Regions from separate parts of the Homo sapiens genome. Here region 2 is linked to region 1. A link is a contact called in ENCODE Hi-C data. All regions are on one chromosome and are shown on one strand. Each heading gives the region's core, a stretch centred on a gene start or an enhancer-like site at or near the end of the contact. The rest is flanking DNA. Distances are from core to core; before and after follow the strand shown. Region 1 has its middle 24 kb from the start of LINC02673. Region 2 holds the start of FAM238B (family with sequence similarity 238 member B).

What was found. Hi-C counts contacts between places; a loop is a spot of excess contacts on that map. Pooled maps may share reads with other maps.
Region 2: a map of thyroid gland shows a loop between it and region 1 (7-fold over the local background). The contact joins the promoter of FAM238B here to the enhancer-like site in region 1. A Hi-C loop is called at or near these places in 1 of 168 maps with a recorded cell type or tissue (thyroid gland), 1 of 37 single-sample maps with no recorded cell type and 7 of 50 pooled maps.

What each region holds. Positions count from the first base shown.
Region 1 is chr10:27,316,798-27,321,409 of GRCh38, forward strand. It overlaps the pseudogene ODAD2P1. Among named protein-coding and RNA genes, the nearest start is that of LINC02673, 24 kb to the right of the region's middle. Within about 2 kb of position 3,279, at least 14 of the 41 ENCODE cell types and tissues checked have a DNase peak (open chromatin) inside an H3K27ac peak, as active enhancers do; they include thyroid gland, where a contact is called at or near this core.
Region 2 is chr10:26,640,194-26,644,824 of GRCh38, forward strand. It overlaps FAM238B (family with sequence similarity 238 member B), which reads left to right and starts at 2,915. Exons shown (of 5, transcript NR_026794.1): 1 at 2,915-4,631. LOC105376461 (a long non-coding RNA gene) reads left to right here. Exons shown (of 4, transcript XR_930764.2): 3 at 663-837; 4 at 1,316-2,765.

The sequences.
Region 1 (4,612 bases), core at 2,029-4,528:
TTATATAATACTTTTGTATAAATAAGTAAAACAATTTTTTTTTTTTTTTTTTTTTTTTGAGACGGAGTCTCGCTCTGTCACCCAGCCTGGAGTGCAGTGGTGCAATCTCTACTCACTGCAGTCTCCGCCTCCCAGGTTCAAGCTATTCTCCTGCCTCAGCCTCCCGAGTAGCTGGGATTACAGGCACCTGCCACCATGCCCAGCTAATTTTTTTGTACTTTTGGTAAGACGGGGTTTCACCATGTGGGCCAGGCTGGTCTCAAACCCCTGACCTCAGGTGATCTGCCTGCCTTGGCCTCCCAAAATGCTGGGATTACAGAGATAAGTTAGGTTCTTAAGAGATGTGTATTAAAAGCTCCTACTTTAATTATATTTTTATCCAAGTTTTTTTTTTAATTGTTTAAAATGTACACATTTTACTGTGTATTATTGTACATACAGATTTTTTACTTATATTTTCTTCAAAAAATAGCTTTTATCTTAACAATGATTCTATTTATTCTGATTTATACTTATAACTATTGATTTCAATTCACCTGACATTAATATTGCCATTCGTGCTTTCTTTTTGTTGAGTTTGCTTTGTTCTCACCTTTTTTTTACCTTTATCTACCTATCTTTATTTGTTTTAAAGTGTTCTTCTTATAAAAACAAACATGGTATAAACATATTCTGATTAATGTGATAGTTTCCGTCCTAATAGAAGTACGCAGACTGATCACATTTATTATAACAATTGATATATGTGATTTATTCCTTCTGTCTTACATTGTGCTTCATCTTTATTTTACTGTTGGCCTCCCCTAGACTTTCTTATCTTTTTCTGATTTGAAATCCACTCTTTTCCCCGATACCCCACACTGCTGTTGATTTGGAAACTTGACTGAAAAACAATTCTACAATTCCATTCATAGTTATCTTCTTTATTTGCCACTTTCATGGGAAAACAAGTTTTTCGATTTTTTCCTCACTAAGATTCTATTTGTCCATTGCTTTCCCCTTCATCCCAATAGATGAGACCTTTAGAATGTTTTTATGTTTTGCATCTAGTTACGTAGCTGCTAGATTTTGCTGAGATAGTTTAATATTTTGAACTTCAGATTATTAGTTTTTCCCTTGAAGTGTATCTGTTCTGTTTAAAGTGTCTTTGCCTTTGACACTCCCCCATTTCTCTGCTCACCACCACCCTTTTTTCATGGTTCCATCTTCAAGTCCCTGTCTTGATTATTTTCTTAAGTGTTTTGCCCAAACAGGATGGATAGGTGATATATTCTCTGAATCTTTGCATAACTGTTAGTACAGTTTTTATTTTGCTCCAACAGTTGATTGATATTCATTTGCATGTAACATATCATCATGCCTCTTTATCTACCGCCTGAGCCATATTCTCCAGGCTAGCTTTTATCCGTAGTAAGCTGATATTTTAATCTCTGTCTATCTACTGCGTGGTCTCTTATTCTGAATTTCGACTGAAGAGAAAAAGGAACATGGTTGCTTTTTTTTTAATGCAGCAATAAAGAATAAATAGAAAAATTTGCAATGTTTATAATTGCTTAAATTGAAATATCATATGTATATATATGAATAAGCAAGAATAATATTCTGAGTACATTAGTATTATATTGAACGTTAAATACTGATTGATCCAACTACTAGTCATTGAGCTCCTGGAAGCCAGGGACAACATTTTAAACATTTCTGTGTCTCTAATGTATTTGCTGGAAGACAAAATATATTTCTCTTCCTACCCTTCCTCTCCCCCAACTCCTCCAATCTAAAATTGACCCTGTTTTCAGTACAACAAGATTCCAGATGGAAGTCAAGGTATATAGTGATTTTATTAACCCCGGTAGCAAAAATATTGTTTCAATAAAGATAAAAATTTTACATTCCATCTATGGTTTCCTTAATTTAAAAATATATTGGTAATACAGTTATATAGTTCAAAATCAAAGTGATATAAAATGATATTCATTAAGCCATCTTGCTCCCACCCTTGTCTCTATCAGGTTTGTACCTGTTTTTCCCTGCAGAGTTCATGCATTCAACAAATATTTATTAAATATTTATTGAGTACTTAGGTGCTCATTGTGTGCCAGACACTGTTCTAAGTGCTAAGGGCACAGCAATGGAAACAACAACAACAACAAAAAAAAACCAGGAAAAATAATTGTGGCCGCAAGATGCTTACGTCTAGTAGGAGAGACAAATTAACAAAACAAATAAGTTATATCGAATATTAGGAGATAAGTGCTGCAAAGGAAAAGAAAACAGGTGTGCACCACCGTGCCTGGCTATTTTATTATTATTGTTTTTTTAGAGATGAGGTCCTGCTACGCTGCCCAGCCTGGTCTCAAACTCCTGGGATCCAGCGATCCTCCCCTCTTTGCCTCCCAAAGTACTGAGATTACAGGCATGAACCATGTGCCCAGCCAATATATATATTTTTTCTTTTGAGACAAGGTCTGGCTCTGTCGCCCAGGCTGGAGTCCAGCGGCTCACTGCAACCTCCGCCTCCTAGGCTCAAGGGATCCTCCCACTTCAGCCTCCTGAGTAGCTAGGACTACTGGTGCATGTCACCACACTTGGCTTAGTTTTGAATTTTGTTTTGTAGAAACAGGGTTTTGCCACATTACCCAGGCTGGTCTCAAACTCCTGGGCTCAAGAGATCCAGCCACCTTGGCCTCCCAAAGTGCTGGGATTACAGGCGAGAGCCACCATACTGGGCCAAGATTTTTTTTAATTGGTTAAAACAAAGGTTTGGTATTGCCTAAAATAACTAAACAAGGTGGTATTTTATACACAGTTTAGTCAAACTGAGTATTTTCTGTCTTCCTTTCAAACACTGATTCAATGTGATTTTTGAGTGTGTTTTTCTCATTATTTGTCTTGCGAAAGAATTTCCTCCTTATTTGAAGAAAAGATATAGTTTGAGGAGACAGTAGTGGCGCTTCGGCCGCGCCCAGGGCCGCGGTTCGCTCTTCCCCGCGTGCGACCAGGCTGCCAGCACTGGGGACCTCTGGCGCCCGCCCGTCCGCAGCCAGCGGGGACAGCGGCCGCTCTGGGGAGGCGGCGGGGCAGGGGCGAGGGGAGGCCCAGCCCGGGGTCCGCCGAGCGTGACCTTCCCCGGGGCGAACCTCCTATCCCCACCCCTTCCCGGAATCCGTGCAGGGGCACTGGCCACGCCTGCAATCATAGCAAAAATGTCCCAGTGGGGACCATTCAGTAGCAAGAAATAGCACGGCGCGCCACCCTTACAGTCACTAACTCTTTTGTTCTCCGTGTTTAGGTAGAAACATGACTCAGAGAATCGGGTTCCCGCTCTGCAGCCTAAGCCAGAGGCGATGGTTTCCGCTTCTGCTTCTCTTGGCAGTGACCTGCCTTGACTTGGTCTGCTGCCTTTTGCAATCTGCTCTTGAAGGAAGGGCCAGCCTCTCGCATCTTCCTAGGAACAAGTCCGACCACGATCAGGGCTATTGTGAAATTAGCTAAATTAGTCCGTTCTCTCGACTTTTGGACTCTCTCCTCTGAATGCCTTATAGGTATAGTTTGGCAATCTCGCTCACACCTGGGTGTGAACCTGCGTGTACCCAGCCCGGGAGATATCGGGGTCTGTACAGGATTGGTACCCCTTATGGGTTAGAGAGACCTTCTTTCCTTAGCTCCAAGGCCAGATCTACGGGTGCTGTTCCGGTGCTGAGAGACAGCGTGTTTCTAACAGAAAATAAGTGATATAATTAAGGACTCAGCGCATGCACTCAAACACACAGAGCCAGTGAGATAATGGGTAAGCATTAGAGATACAGAAATGCAATTTAGTCCTCAAAAAATTCACTCTAATGAGGAAACAGACCAGCAAGTACGTAACTGCAGTTCTCTGATTCATGTATTTTCTTATTCTTCTTGCATTAAAGAATGCGATAGCCTCATAGCTGGGTACATTAATTTCATATTTAATCGTGTGGGTTTTTTTATGGAATGAAGACATCATAGACCATGTAAAGACATCTGAGAAAATAAGCCAGTTTGATGGTGTTTTTTGCATCTTGAAGAATAGTATGTAAAAATATGCAAAGTGCTTTACAAGCAAAGATTGTTAATAAGTACCTGTAGCTTACCTGGTTTAGATTAGGTTTATATGTTAAGAAACATCCAACAGGTATAATTTGCCAAGTAGAGTGTAGCAATAAGCACTCAGATTGTACTTGACAATCCTATGACTAAGACATTATCATTTGTCCTTTTTTTATTTTTTAAAGATAAGGAAACACATAGAGGAAATACCATATTGTCAAATAAGTATCACACTCAAGCTCACACAGTTGGCAAGTATGGCACTACACAATTTTGTCAGGCCATTTTCATATAGAGATTGCTTGGCCACATTAAAACAGAAAATGTTGCTTTTAAAATGATGCTGTAGGCCAGGTGGGGTGGCTCACGCCTGTTATCCCAGCACTTTGGGAGGCCGAGAGGGGTGGATCACTTTAGGTCAGGAGTTCCAGACAAGCCTGGCCAACATGGTGAAACCTCTACTAAACCTCTACCAAAAATACAAAAATTAGCTGGGCATGGTGGTGCATGTCTGTATTCCCAGCTATTTGGGAAGCTG
Region 2 (4,631 bases), core at 1,665-4,164, 680 kb before region 1:
ATTCTGGACCTGATTGTTTCCTCTGAACCAGGATGCATTCTGGTTGGCAGGGCAACTGGCCTTCACTTGGTGGCCTTCAGTGGGTGCCCTCATTGGTTGCCTTCAGTTAGTGCCCTCAGTTGGCACCCTCAGTTGTTTCTCTTCAGTCTGTGGTCCGCAGTTGGTGGTCTTCAGTTGTTGGGCAGTGGTGGAAGGAGGATGAATCCATTTGTGCTCTCTCCTCCCCCAGACACAGCTCTCAGGCTTGTTGCATCCGGACCCTTCTAAAATAAACCAGACAGGTTGGCAAGTTTTTTTTTTAGCAGACAAGTCAGCTCAGGGTACAGGGGTGATGCAAGGTGCGGGCTGCTAGTGCAGTGCCGCCCCATGGCCCAGGGCTGCCCGTGCCAGCCATACGTTTGCCGGGAAGAGGTGATAGGTGTTGAGCTCTGTAGACTTGGGGGCAAGCGAAGGCCCAAGCAGCCCGAGAAGAGCAGAGGTGCCCCATGGGGACCACACTGAACTGTCACATGTGCACCAAAGCCAGCCCCAGTCAGGGCCGGCACAAGGGTTCTGCAGAGCCAGCCTGAGGTTCTGATGTCTACGAGTATGCAGACAGCGAAGGTGCAGGCCGCGATATATAGGAGCAGAGGCACCCTGAACACGCTGTCCCCCAATGCCAGCTACAAGTGGATCCAGCTAAGAGTGCGGAGGGAGAAGCCGTCCTGCAGCTCTGAGATCCACGAAGTAGAGGTGGTAGTAGCACCGGACCCCACTGCTTTGGAGCCTGCCCAATCGAATTTGGGAGCCAGCGAGGTTCCTGACTGCAGCACATTGGCCACCAGAAGACACACAAAGGTAGGGAGGCTTCGGATACCACTTAAGTTTAGGAACTCCTCTGGTTGCTGCTGGCCCAAAGTTCCCCCAGAGGCATTCAAGGCCTGGGGCTCCTGCCTCCTGCCCCTAGTTTGCTATCCTAAGCCCAGGCCTCAAGCAGGAGGACTGGCTCTGCCTCACCTCCCCACCCCTTCTTTTTTCCCTGCTGTGTGCAGCCAGTTTCTTTCCTCCTACCTACCCCAATGCCCAGTTCTGGGCACTCCACTTCTTCCCCTAGGCTGTCTGAAAACCACATTTTTAGGATACAAAATGTATGCTATAGATTTCATTGCTGTAGAGGAAATGTCTGACAGCTGTTGTATTTAAACTTAAGTAGCCACACTGGGACTCATAATTTCATATCTTGAGTTCTAGACCAGAGCCCTCTCTCCTAAAGCAATGTCAGAGGGTCAGAGGTAATCTTCTTGATTCTAATAATAATAAATGATTTTTTGTACAGACAGGGTTTCACTGTGTTGCCCAGGCTTGTCTCAAACTCCTGGCCTCAACTGATCCACCCATCTTGGCCTCCCACTTTGCTGGCATGATAAGCAGGAACTACCACACCTGGCCTTTGGAGGTGCTCTAGCTTTGTGTGTTTTGGCTAATCTTCCTGCACAGCTGTCAGTAAGATGCTCCTGCAGTATGGTTCCAAACCTTTCTACACAATCCTGTGATATTTTTACATGGAAGAGCCTTTTGTTTACTGCAGAGAAGCTAGACAATTCACAGTTAGTAACCTAAGGCCTAGAAAATTTTGTTTCTTGATCAAAACAACTGTTTATAGATGCTTGTGGTCCAAAGATGCAGATTCCTAATCATAAAAAAGAAGAAGTGATGTCCACTGCAGGCAACCAGGGAGGGAGTTTAGGATTGTTCTGAGGCCGTGAAAGCCATTGAAATTCACCCATAAGAAGGCAGAGCAAGGGAATCCACATGTCTTGATCCCTCCATGTGGAGGGTATAATTGGGTCTTCATGAAGGTGCACCACCTTTGGGGTCAGAGAGAATTGGATTTGAATCCCAGTTCCAACACTCACTACAAAGTGATGGTGAATGAGTTTTTAAATCCTCTGAGCCTCAGTTTGCTCATCTGTAAAAGAAGTGATTCTTATGAGGCTTGTATTAGTTTAGTGTGTAAAAATCTGGGAATAATGCCTGTAATTTAAAAGACAGGTTGTTATGAGGCTTCAATAAGGTAAGTGTGTAAAAATCTGGACACAATGCCTTTAATTTTGTAATTGTACAATATATGAAGGTGGAGGATTATTTTTCTCTCCTTTTATTTTTAGAACAAGTTTATACAATTGGCATTATTCCTATTTTTAAGATAATCAAAGGACCAACAAGTTGAAATAAATCACCATACTCACAAAGCAGTTCACAATATATTTACTGGGTAATTGCTACTTAAAAGTAGCAATGATGATCACATTGAAAATCTTGTATTACGTGGTGGTTTTCTCTTCCACGAGCCTCTTCATTTGTGGAAACCATAGAGTCTAAGTTGCTCTATAAAAGTGTTCATTAGAAAAATGTGATGCACTTAGTGTATAAATTTTAGAAAATTTCCACTGTTAGTCTTGTTAATTTGATTGAATATGTGCGTTTTGGATTATGAATGTGAATATGTATTGATATATGAAATAAGACTTGACATCATACAGTAATCTCAGCTCATGGCAATGTTTTCTTCTGAAAACACCTGCTGAAATCTGTATTATTTCTAGTTTCCAAAAAAAATCAGTCACAACGGGGCCAAGGGGATGTTTGAATGTCAGATACTGCATGAGGCACATTAGTGTACAGTAATTTGCGCATAATTCATATTCATAATTCACAGTGAGGAAATCTGAAAGTTGCTACCAGCTACTAATAAATGGAAGGTGGGGCGGGCTGCTGTGGGGATGGGGCCGCTGTGGGGGCGGGGCTGCCGTGGGGGCGGGGTCGCTGTGGGGGCGGGGCCTTGTGAGCCAGTGCTTGGACTTCCACGTCATAAACGGAAGGGCGGTGCGTGGAGGGAACTCAAGGCCTGATTGGTTCCTCCTAAGCAGGATGCGATCTGGTTGGCAGGGCAACCGGCCTTCAGTTAGTGCCTTCAGTGGGTGCTTTCAGTTGGTGGCATTCGGTTGCCTTTCCTGAGGAGAGGTGGCAGGTGCTCAGCTCTGCAGGTGTCGGGGCAAGGAAGGACCAAGCGACCTGAGAAGAGCAGAGGTGCCCCATGGGGACCACGCTGACTTGTCGCATGTGCACCAAGGCCAGCCCCACTCAGGGCCCTCACAGGGCTTCTGCAGAGCCGTCCTGAGGCTCTGACATCTATGAGTCGGCGGCCAGCAGAGGCGCAGACCCCAGCACAGAGGAGCAGAGGCACCCGGAACAAGCTGTCCCTTAATGCCACCCCAAGCGGGGCCAGCTCAGGATGCGGTGTTTGGAGCAGTCCTGCAGCTCTGCGATCCACGAGGTGGTGGTGGGAGTAGCGCCAGAGTCCACTGCTTTGGAGCCTGCCCCGTCTGATTCAGGAGTCATGACGACCAGAAGACGCCAAAAGGTAGGGAGACTACAGATACCGCTTGGCCTTAGGAGCTCCTTTGGCAGTTGCTCACCCATGGTTCCCCCCAGAGGCACCCACAGCCTAGGGCTCCTCCCTCCTGCCTCTAGTTTGCTTTCCTAGGCCCAGGCCCCAAGCAGGAGGACTTGCTCTGATTCCACTCCCCATCCATTGTTCTTTCCCTGTTGCATCCAGCTGGTTACTTTCCCTTGCCCTGTCCAAATGCCCACTTCTGGGCCCTCTTCTTCTTTTCTTAGGCTGGTCAAAACTAAGACTTCAGATTACAAAATGTATGCTACAGATTTCATTACGGTAGAGGAAATATGCGACAGCTCTTGTATTTAAACTTAAGTAGCCACATTGGGACTCCCAATTTCATATTTTTCGTTGTAGAGCAGAGCTCTCTCTCCTAAAGTAATGGCTGAGGGTTAGAGGTACTCTTCTTGATTCTAATAATAAAAAATGATTTCTCATAGAGACAGGGTCTCACTGTGTTGCCCAGGCTGGTCTCAAACCCCTGGCCTCAAGTGATTCACTCACGTTGGCCTCCCGCTTTGTTGGGATGACAGGCAAGAACCACCACACCTGGCCTTGGGAGCTGCTCCTGCTTTGTGTGTTTTGCCTGGTCTTCCTGCACAGCTGTCAGTAAGATGCTCCTGCAGCATAGTTCCAAATCTTTCTGCACAAATTTAGTGGATGATGTGATTTTTTACATGGAATAGCCCCTTTATTTATTGCAGAGAAGCTGGACAATTCACACTTAGTAACATATGGCCTAGCAAATTTCATTTCGTGATCACCACACCTGTTAAAAGGTGATGCTTGTGGTCTAAATATGCAGATTCCTCATCATCCTCAAGGAAAAGGGAACCACTGCAAGAAAACCTGGGAGGGAGTTTAGGATTGTCCTGAGGCAGTGCAAGCCACTGAAATTCACACACAAGGGGTTAGAAAAGAGAATCCACATGTTCTCATCTCTCCATGTTCTGGGTATAATTTGGTCCTCCTTAAATTGCACCATTTTTGGCGTTAGAGAAAACTGGATTTGAATACCACTTCCATCACTCTTTATGATGTGATGGTGAATGTGTTTTTAACTCATCTGAGCCTCAGTTTGCTCATCTATAGAAGATGTGATTGTTGTAAGGCTTCCATAAGGTAAGTGTGTAAAAACCATGGCAAAATGCTTGTAATTTAAAAGAGAGGGTTATTATGAGGCTTCTATAAG